Regions from separate parts of the Homo sapiens genome. Here region 2 is linked to region 1. The links are chromatin loops, found by intact Hi-C in ENCODE. Cell type or tissue: PC-9. All regions are shown on one strand. Each heading gives the region's core, and the rest is flanking DNA. Links, peaks and the distances in the headings are about the cores only.

What was found. Peaks named below come from ENCODE experiments on the same cell type or tissue, not always from the same donor. Only the 100,000 strongest peaks of a DNase experiment are listed, where the experiment ranks them.
Region 2: a loop joins it to region 1, with 2.8 times the contacts of the local background. A loop is called at or near these places in 5 of 110 quality-filtered maps.

Annotation. Positions count from the first base shown.
Region 1 is chr10:126,374,281-126,379,667 of GRCh38, forward strand. The region is part of intron 1 of ADAM12 (ADAM metallopeptidase domain 12); the gene reads right to left. Among named protein-coding and RNA genes, the nearest start is that of ADAM12, 12 kb to the right of the region's middle. In PC-9, for the core only: no CTCF peak of the experiment used is centred there; DNase peaks (open chromatin) are centred at 1,871 and 2,871; H3K27ac peaks cover 1,025 bases.
Region 2 is chr10:126,252,605-126,257,991 of GRCh38, forward strand. All of the region lies in intron 3 of ADAM12 (ADAM metallopeptidase domain 12), which reads right to left. Among named protein-coding and RNA genes, the nearest start is that of ADAM12, 130 kb to the right of the region's middle. In PC-9, for the core only: no CTCF peak of the experiment used is centred there; no DNase peak of the experiment used is centred there.

The sequences.
Region 1 (5,387 bases), core at 260-5,259:
AGAGGGTAGCAGTGGAGGGAAAAAAGCTGAAAATGAACTCACAATTTAAAATTGCAAGGCATTGGAAGAGATAATCCACAGTAATACAGAATCAGCATCCTAAGAACTTTAAATAATAACCTGAAATGGATAACAATATATAAATCCCAAATTATTAAAGACATGTAAGAATACAAAGAAAAGATAATAAAAGATAATTTTAAAATATTACATTTTAAGAAGATCAGGCAAGTTTGAAAAAGAGCAAAACAAAGCTTCCATACGTGAAAAAGTAAAGATATTGAAAAATGTGAAGTCAATAGACAGTTTAAACAGCATTTAGACACAGCTCAAGAGAGAATTGGTAAACTGAAATTTAGACTTGTAGACATCACCCAGAATATAAAGCAAAGAGTGATAAAGAGATGAAGAGAAGCTAAAAACAGGAGGACTGAATTATAAGGCCCAACTACATATAACAAAAGTTCCAAAGGAAGTGATGAAGCAAAAACGGCAAGGCAGTAATTAAAGAGATGCTTGCTACATTTTTTTAAATAATTGATTGGATTCAAGAAGCACCACAAGGCCAGAAATACACAAATTTAATATAAAACCATATAAAAACACACGAATAAAATACAGAACTACACATACACAAACACACACACTCCACCACCACCACCAAAGAACTACCTTAAAAGTAACCAGAGAAAAAGGCAGGTTTAGTGCAAAGGCACAGTCATTAAATGAAAGACTCCTTAACAACAACAGGAGACGCAAGGATACAACAGGTAATATCTGCTAAAAGAAAAAAATCGCCAACCTCTGGTTTGGTTATCCATACATACCTAGACTAACATTCATGAAAAAGAAAAACATTTTCCAGGCAAACAAATATAGGGAATTTGCTACTCAGAGACCTTCAATGAAGACTACTTCAATAAGAAGCGACTGGATCCAGAAGTGGAAGTGGTTTGCAAGAAGCCATGGTTAAAAAAAAAAAAAGAAAGAAAGAAAGAAAAAGAAAGGAAAGAAAGGAAACTAGTTGCATTGGATAAATCAGCATAAGCCTGGACTGCTCAGCACAGAACAAAGCCTAGTATTTCCCCACTATCTTTTTTGATGAGAGATGGGTTTCAAAATGGCAGAACTAAAATTCTAGACAATAATAAAAAAACAGGAGGCACAATGAAGGGCACTAAACCATGGTTAGCTTGTAATTGTTTGGGAGGAGGCCAAAGTTACTGACTACCTTTGGACTCTGTGTCTGAAATGCAAATGTTAAAAATTTAATGGTACTACTAAAACTGTGGAAACAGAATATGTAACCTCTAAATTAACAGAACTGGGAAAGAGTAGGTATAAATAATCCTACAACAATAGAAGAAAGAAAAGAAAGGTGTAAAGATAGCAAAAGTTAGTTATTTTCATTAAAGTTAAAAAAAAAAAAAACAAGGAGACTAGCAATCACTTCTTCTTCTTCTTTTTTTTTTTTCTTTCTTTTTTGAGACAGGGTCAGGGTCTCACTGTGTCTCCCAGGCTGGAGTGCAGTGCAAGATCACAGCAGCCTCGACCTCCTGGGCTCAAGCAATCCTCCCACCTTAGCCTCCCTGCGTAGCTGGGACTACAGGTGCATGCCACATATATGACTTTTTTTTTTTTGTAGAAATGGGGTGTCCTTATGTTGCTCAGGCTGGTCTCAAATTTCTGGGCTCAAGTAATCCCCCCTCCCCACCCCCCAGCCTCTCAAAGTGCTGAGATTACAGGTATGAGTCACTGGGCCTGGCTAATCCTTTTGTTTATCATTGTAATGGATATGCTACCCAATGAAACAAGAAAAATAAAGGAAGTAGAATGAATAAGGAATGTATAGGAAAAAACAAAACTTACCCTTTCAGGTGATTATTCTCTTAGAATTTCTATGACGTCAATCTACAGACAAACTATTAGAATAAAAATTGAGCAAACACCTACCTATGATTTGAATCATCAGGATTAAAAAAAAATTGAGCAAGATTTCTGAATTCAAAGTCAACCTACAAAAATAAGTAACATTCATATACACTGAAAAGAAAACATCAATTACAACTTTCAATAAGGAAATGACTCCACAGATAAAACAAGAACAGCCATGAACTGGCACTTGTTGAAACTGAGTGATAGAAACACAGGTATTGATTGCAGTCTGTCTACTTCTGTGTATGTTTAAAAATTTCATATTAAAAAGTTAAAATCTTTTAAAAATAGTGATACCATCTAAAGTGACAATAAATCTATTAGGTACTTAGGATATCTAGAAATATATCTTACAAAGATGCACAAGAACATTGAAGAGAATATTATTGAAAACTTATTGAATAGCATTAAAGGGAACAAATAAATAGAGAAATCACCACATTCATGATGGGAAGCCTTGATGTCATGAGGATGTCAATTCTCCCCTAAATTAGCCTACAAGTCCCCATACAGTATTTTGCAGAACTTAGCAAGAAGATTCTGAAGTTCATATGGAAACACTAAAGTTTCAGGGCTAGTCAAGATAACTTTAAAAGGAGAGGAGGGGAGAAGGAAAGGAGACATTAAACTTTATACTTTATTGAATACTTAGCATGGTCTGAGCACTGTTCAAAGCACTGTATATGTATTCTTTCATTTCACCTGCACTACGGCCCTGTGGAGGTAGATATGATCTTTATCACCATTTCATCAAGGGAAAATGGGGAAAGAAAAAGATTACATAGTTTGTTCAAGGTTTGGGGTGAGCAACGATCCCAATTTGCCTGGCACTGAGAGGTTTCCTGTGATGTGTCATCTTCAGTGCTAAACCTAGGAAAGTCTGGGCACACAGGATGGTTAGTTACTTTCTCAACATCACATGTCAGGAGCCAGGTGGCAGAGCTGATCTGCAAACTCCAGCAAGCTGGCTTCAGTGTCTGCCCTCTGCACCACCACATACCAACTCTATTAGTCAGGGTTCTCTAGAGGGACAGAACTAATAGAGAGGTATATAAAGGGGAGTTTATTAAGGAGTATTAACTCACATGATCACAAAGTCCCACAATAGGCTGTCTGCAAGCTGAGGAGCAAGGAAGCCCGTCTGAGTCCCAAAGCTGAAGAGCCCGGAGTCCGATGTTCAAGGGAAAGAAGCATCCAGCACAGGAGAAAAATGTAGGCTGGGAGGCTAAGTCAGTCTAGTCTTTTCACATTTTTTTTTTCTGCCTGCTTTATGTTCTGGCCATGCTGGTAGCTGATTAGATGAAGCCCATCCAGATTAAGGGTGAGTCTGCCTTTCCCGGCCCACTGACTCAAATGTTAATCTCCTTTGGCAACACCCTCACAGATACACCCAGGATCAATACTTTGCATCCTTCAATCCAATCAAGCTTAACCATCACGCCAACCAATCTAAACACTGAAGGCTTATTGTGAAGTACGGGATACTGAGAACAATATGATGCTGGAACGGAGGTAAATAGAACAGTAGGACAAAGAACCCAGAAGCATATCTGTGTGTGCTTGCTGGTTATCAGAAGTGGAAAAGGATTCAACAAATGTTACTAGAGCAATTGGTTTTCCAGATGGGGGGAAACAGACATGGATCTCATACAAGAAATAAAAATTAAATTCCAGTTATTCTAAAAGCGAAAAGCAAAAATTTTAAATTTAGAAGAAATTATCAACATTTATTTCGGAGCTCAGGAAAGAGAGGAGGATTGTTTAAACTAAACTTAAAAAGAAACATGAGTAAATAAAGATAAATAATTCAAAGAAGAAATACGAAGAACATATAAACACATAAGAATCTTAGAGTCTTTAGTAATGAGAAAAATGCCAATTAAAACAATGAAATATTTAACATCCAGCTTGGCAACATTTAAAAAGCCTGAAATTACCAAGTATTAACAACCACATAGGTAACCAGAGCTCTCCAATAAGTAGGCACATAAATTGGTACAACCAATTTGGAAAGCAACTTAACAAAATACGTTACAGTAAAAAATTTGTGTACTCTACAGCTTAGTAATTCACTTGTAATAGGTTCCCTAGAGCTTACACCCATACCTAAGATAGCAAGGATCCTCTCACCATTGCAATATCAAAAAGTTGGGGAAAACATATTTATTATCAACAGAGGAGTACACAAATTATGATTTAGTCATTCAATTAAAAGGAATGAACCAAGCACATATATGAATAAGTCTAAAATATATATTGATTTTTTAAAAAGTTGCAGAAGGTTGTCATATATAGTAGGGTACCATTTACTTAACAGTTAAATACATGAAGAGTATCAGATATTGATTAGGGGTATGTGTGTGTGTACACACACACGAACCAACCAACTTCACAGTAGTATAGCCTCTGCAAAAGGAAGACTGAGATAAAATAGTCTGAATGGGTGGGGAGAAAAGGTATGGCTATAAATATATCTTTAACATTTTACATCTTTAAATGTTGAAAGTTCTGAAGTACATATAGTAGAATCTGGCTGGCAAAAATATGGGTGTATAACTTATTCTATGTCCATTTTTCAACTTTAAAATTGTCATATTTTAGAAATGAATGATGGGGCCAGATTTCTTTTTCAATCATCTTTTATATGATATTCTCAAATTATACTGAAATTGGCTGAAATAATGATTTTAGCTTAAAAGTTTTACTTAGTATGCTTAATTTCAGGAATGTACCTTTCCATAGGCGGACAACAGCTGCATTTTGAGGTATAATGTAGACCCTAAATCCTAATGCAGGCTCTGAAGAACACTACCAACAACAACAAAAAACCCAGGATGAAAACAAAACCAAAATAGGAAGGCTTTTACACTGTTGGTGGGAGTGTAAATTAGTTCAACCATTGTGGAAGACAGTGTGGTGATTTCTCAAGGATCTAGAACTAGAAATACCATTTGACCCAGCAATCCCATTACTGGGTATATACCCAAAGGATTATAAATCATTCCACTATAAAGACACATGCACACATATGTTTATTGCAGCACTATTCACAATAACAAATACTTGGAACCAATCCAAATGTCCATCAATAACAGACTGGATAAAGAAAATGTGGCACTTATACACCACGGAATACTATGCAGCCATGAAAAAGGATGAGTTCATGTCCTTTGCAGGGACATGGATGAAGCTGGAAACCATCATTTTCAGCAAACTATCAGAAGAACAGAAAACCAAACACCGCATGTTCTCACCCATAAGTGGGAGTTGAACAATGAGAACACATGGACATAGGGAGGGGAACATCACACACTGGGGCGCCTGTCAGGGGGATGGGGAGCTAGGGGAGGGATAACATTAGGAGAAATACCTAATGTAGATGACGGGTTGATGGGTGCAGCAAACCACCATGGCACCTGTATACCTATGTAACAAAACTGCACGTTCTGCCA
Region 2 (5,387 bases), core at 316-5,315, 120 kb before region 1:
TTTTCCTCTATTTTTGTTCTATCCAGGCCCTCAACTGACTGGATGGTGCCCACCCACATTGGGTTACGGGGGATCTTTCTTACTCAGTTCACCAATTCAAATGCTGATCTCTTCCAGAAACACCCTCCTCATGGATACATCCATACATAATGCTTTACCCGCTTTCTCGGTGTCTGTTAACCCAGTCAAGTTGACACCTAAATTAACCACCACAGTCACACAGCTATGAAGTGGTAGAACAGGGACACTGAGCAGGTTGCCTGGGTGCAGAGCTGATGCCTTAGCCCTGGCATACTGCCTCCTGCTCCTTGTAGAAAGGGACAAAGGTGGCACTTGCAACTTCATGGTCTTCTTTGGAATTTCTCTGGATGATTTTTCAACCATGCTCTGATATGTGCTCTCGAAACCCTGAAGTGACGTTCTATTATAGCTACTGTCACATAACAGGACATACCTGTTTAGGACTGTGGTTCACATTCCTGATGCCATTCCAGAAGGACTGTGCCAAAATATGCTTAGCACTCACTGATTTGAAGTATTCTTCCAAACCCACCCTTCCCTGAACCTCTCCCTGCAGGGTCCAGCACAGGAAATGGTTTCTGACCACTCTTGACATTTACTGCAATTTTTTTTTTTAAGACCGAAAGCGTGAGCATGCATATATTACACTTTCAAGTCACCATGATGCATTTCTCCAGCATTAGCTTGTGCTTTTACAACTGGTCTTCATCAAAGGTTTTTCATCTGCTCGCCAATGTGGCATGTGTCCTAATGACTCATGATGAGGAGTCGTTCCTTTTAGCATGATTTATGCTCGCTTATCATTCTCTTGTTCTCCAGAGGGGAAAGCTGCTCTACTGAATGAGCTCAGCCCACATAGAAATAGCCACTAAGCAGCTGTCTCTTCATGTTAAGAAAACTAGCTAATGGCAGTGTCCACGAATCATCCCACTTGAAGATTAGAACAAGACATCTGCTTCTCGTGTGGCAGAGCTTGGGCTAAGAGGGGGAACACCCACCCCCCAGAGAAAACCCTGCTCCTCTGACAGCTCCTGGACTCACTTTGCTTGAGCAGATCTTTGTGGGTTGGGTGGGGGGAGGGCTTCTGCTCTCCTCCTCATACTGTCCCACTCTTCCTCCCAGAGGGCTTGTAGGGACCAGGGCAGAGCCTGGGATAAGCAGGGAATGAGATGCGGTTCTTGCCTGGCCTGAGCTGGCACAGGCTCCATGAGAGAAGCCTCAAGGATGAGTGAGGTGAGCCCTAAGCCCTCCCCGTTTCTCTTCACTGGCAGGCCTGCCATGCCCCATCCTGTACCTGGAGTTGAGCAATTACAGCACAGGATGCTGAAGGCCAGACTTCCAGGGCGCTATGTCTCTGCCGGCTCACCCAGCCCAGTGCTATCTTCAGTCAGAGCCATTCAGTGGCCATCCTCCAAGGTCCTATGGCCCCTCTGCTACCCTTCCCCAGTCCCCTCCTGGGCAGCACTGTCCATCTTCCCAGCTCATCCCTTCCTTTCCCTTGGGAGGCTCCGGAGGTGTGTTCAGCTCTCAGCCATTAGAACAGGTTTGTAGCTTGGGGTCTGCAGGCAGCCTCCCTGGGTCTGCAGCCAGCTCTGGCACCTATCAGCTGCGTGACCTGGTGGGAGTCATTTGATAGGGCTGTGCCTCAGTTTCCTTGGCTGGAAGACAAGGACAGTAATGGCACATACCTTATAGGGTTGATGTGAGGAATAAACAAGATAATGCAGGTGAAAATGCCAAGCGCAAGTCATGTGCTCCCTCTGTGTCAGCTGTCGGCATTGTCACTGGCTCCAGGAAGAACCTGCGGTCTGGTCAGCTTCACCCCAGCAAGAGCAACTGACAACACTTCCTTCTCAGGATGCAGTCTTGGCCTCTTCCCCTGCGGATGCTCTCCTCATCTCCTCTTGCCTTGCTCACAGAGTCCACCTGCACAGGTGTGTTACTCAGCGTCAATTCCACACCCGGTCCAGGCGGGAGGCCCTTTCCTTGGCCCTCCTGAACTGCTGTTCTTCCTTCCTTCCTTCCCTAGGATCCAGAGCATCCATGGAGCCACCACCGTAGTGAGGACAAAGGCCACTGACCGCTCTGCTCACATGCTCCCAGGCCTCCTCTGAACTGTGCAACAGTCGCCATCGCTGGGGAGGCCCCTCTGTTTTGCAGGGGTTTCTTCACCTGTTCAGAAATTGCTTCAAGACAATAGGACTTAAGAGTGTACTGACAGCCTGGAACTGTCATTAGAACCATTAAAACGTCATCTCTCTTGACATAAACCATAATTAAGACAATTAGGGCACCATCTCTCTTCCCTGACATCAGTCCCCCTTTACAAACCACAGAAGTCTCATGTTCTGGCCATAGTTCGCCCCGGTCACCAGCCCCCGGTGGCATTTGGACAGGGGCCACCCTCGGAGCACGGCTTTCCTGCACCCGAAGTGGGGTCAGCTTGGACAGCTTTGGGGCATTCCTGTCGTGAGCCCATCTGCTGACTTGTCCTGCAATGCCACCCTCTGTGGGTTCCACACTAGCAGTCCCAGCTCCCAGTGGTGTCGCCGGCCAGCTGGCACTCAGGCTGATGTCAGGTGGTGATAAGTACAGGTTTCTTCCTGTCTTCCTTTTGCTACACTCAATGAAAGTTTGTGAGGCCTGAGAACTGAACAGACTCAGGTTTTGACTTACTTTGGGAAGTAAGAAACTGCTCCTTTTGTACCTCAAAAAGAAGCCTCAGGTGTGTGGCAATCTCAGATGGTGTCCCGAGTCCAGCTCTCGTTCGCATTCAGTCCCAGCTTCCTCCCCACGGCTCCACCTCACACACTCACCCTTAGAACGCAGCCCCTTCATGGCAGGAGGACTAGGAGGGTCCAATAAGGCAGTTTAAACATTGATGATGTCATCATGGCCATACTATTAAATTTTGTAAAAAGCAAACAGCAAAGGTTTCCAGGAAAACTGATTTTTAAATCCTAGCATTAAACAAAATAGTACAACCTCGCTTTATACTAATATCAAAACACACTTCCTCCTGCCCACGGAGGGTCCCTCCTGATGGGGACTTCGTCTTACCTTTCTTTGAATCCCCAACAAAGCACCTGGCTCCATGAGGGTTGTCTCCAGGACAACTGAATGATACTCTGAAGGGGGGATGGCAAAGCTAACTGGCCCCATTGCAGCTAGTCTCAGAGATGTCTGCACAGAGGCAGCAGACAGCCGAGGCACACGCCTGGTCATTATGGTGTTATCCTTCCCTCGCCTCTACCGGAGCCAGATCCAGCTAGTGCAGGCTGTCCAAGGGCCTTCGGCATCAGGAACGGTGCAGGGAAGGAGGTGGGTGCCCATGGGCATCTCGTCAGGGCACTTACCACCCAGCCAAAGGAATATCTTCACTCGCCCACCACGGCTGGTAGTTAGGACCAGCCAAGTCTGCCACGGTGGTGCTCAACCCTGTTGCTTCTGCAGATCACCTGGGACACTTAAGAAAAATACTTATGTCCAGGTAAAAGTAAATCAAATCACCCCCCTACCTGGCAACTTTGGTTTTTGCTCCAGGTGATTCTAATGTCCAAGCAGAACGAAAGCCATTGGTCTAAGATCTACCAATCACATTGTATGAATGAACGCTTAGTTTGTGAATGAATGGGTAAACATGAATGCAGAGTCCTATGGCTCTGTAACAGTAGAAGGCCAATGTATTAGGAAACAACTCTGGGTTTATGACCTGGACCCTTTGTTTTAGTTTCTAACTCTACCAACAACTACGGGATCTTGGGCAAGTGTCTAAACCTCCCTGCTCTTCCAGTCTCCATCTGTAAAATGGGTGACGTGGCCACAGTGATCTCTGAGGTCCCTTCATTCCCTCTGCATTGATAGAGGTTCTACTACCTTGAGCCGTCGCTGTGTGTCAGACTCTGGTCTGGGAGGTGGGGATTCAGCCCTGGGGCCTTCAGGAGCTTACCTTCCAGCAGACATCCTCACTTCCATCTACTTCCACTTAGAAAGTCTACAAATCCAGGAGTCTACTTCATTTATCTGGACAATAGCCCAGTGCAGAGAAGCAGAGACTATACCAACTAAAAAGCAGAGGAACTGGAGAAAATTTTCCCTGAATCACTCTGGAGGGCTTCAAAAGAATGGAGACAGATGAGATAGGAGCCCTAGAGGATGGGGAGATAGTAGGTTTATCCAGAAATCTCTTTTATATTAACACCAACATTGCAAAGGCTGGTTCTTTAAGTACTATATTGCATATATATTCCTAAGAAATACTGTTCCTGCACCTTTGGATGGGAATAATAATAATAATGATGATGATGATGATGATGATGGAGGGACTTCTGTGGTTTTGCAGCTTTTCATATTTTGCAGAGCATTTGACCATCCACTCTTAGCAGTAGCCCACCCACTGGCCACCTGGGGGCTCCCCAGTCCACTTCTGCATCCTGCATAAGGCCTGCAGTGCCCACTCTCAGCCCCTTCCTCCCTGAACACTGACACCACCTGTATGTGTACTGCCAGCCTGGATTCCCTTTCACTTGACAGCAACCACCTAACCCTACATGTGCTCTGCAAAACACAATGACACACACAGTTACCCTCCAAAGACAGTACCGGGAAGGAATGATGTCAGGCAGTGATGTCCTAAAGCCCAGACACCAGGTATGCCCAATCCTCACCAAAACACCTAAGTAGCCCTGGAACGTGCACATGGTCTTCTGTTCTGCGATCAAAATGTTCCATTTGTATTGAGATGGCCTCTTCGCTGCTGAGAGAATGCAGGAATTGCACTGAGTTTAGCAAAGGAACTCGATCTGACTCAATACAACTTAGAACAAAGAGGAACTTCTCAAGCATGTGATAATCTATTCTTTTCACCAACTTTCTCAGGTGCACGAAAGTGGTCATGCATTTCTACGCTGTATTTAAAAGAAAAACATTTTATTGACTCTTTAAATAAAACTCTATCCACAACTATAAAGGAAAATGGGGAAATATGACCTGTCACACAATCGCATAAAAATTTACATCGCAGATAAAATACTACAATCGCTTCATGAAATAACTTGCATCCATCAACCGTGGAGATGGGCAAGGAAATATAACCATCCTCATTTTATAGAGGTAAGAACAAAGATAAAGATAAGAATATATAAAAGCAGAGGTTAGAATTATAAAACCAGTCAGCCTTGCCAAGGGCTCAGGAAAGGCTCAGCAGCGCAAATGACTCCAGGCACTTAGAAGCAGGTGAGTTCCTAACCAGAGGTCATGGATTTCTGGACAACGGTGGTGTCTTTACAGGCACCATGCCTGGAAATAACTAGTAAGATAGGTGCCTACTCTATTTGGCAACCTCAAATAGAATTGGCCTCTCAATT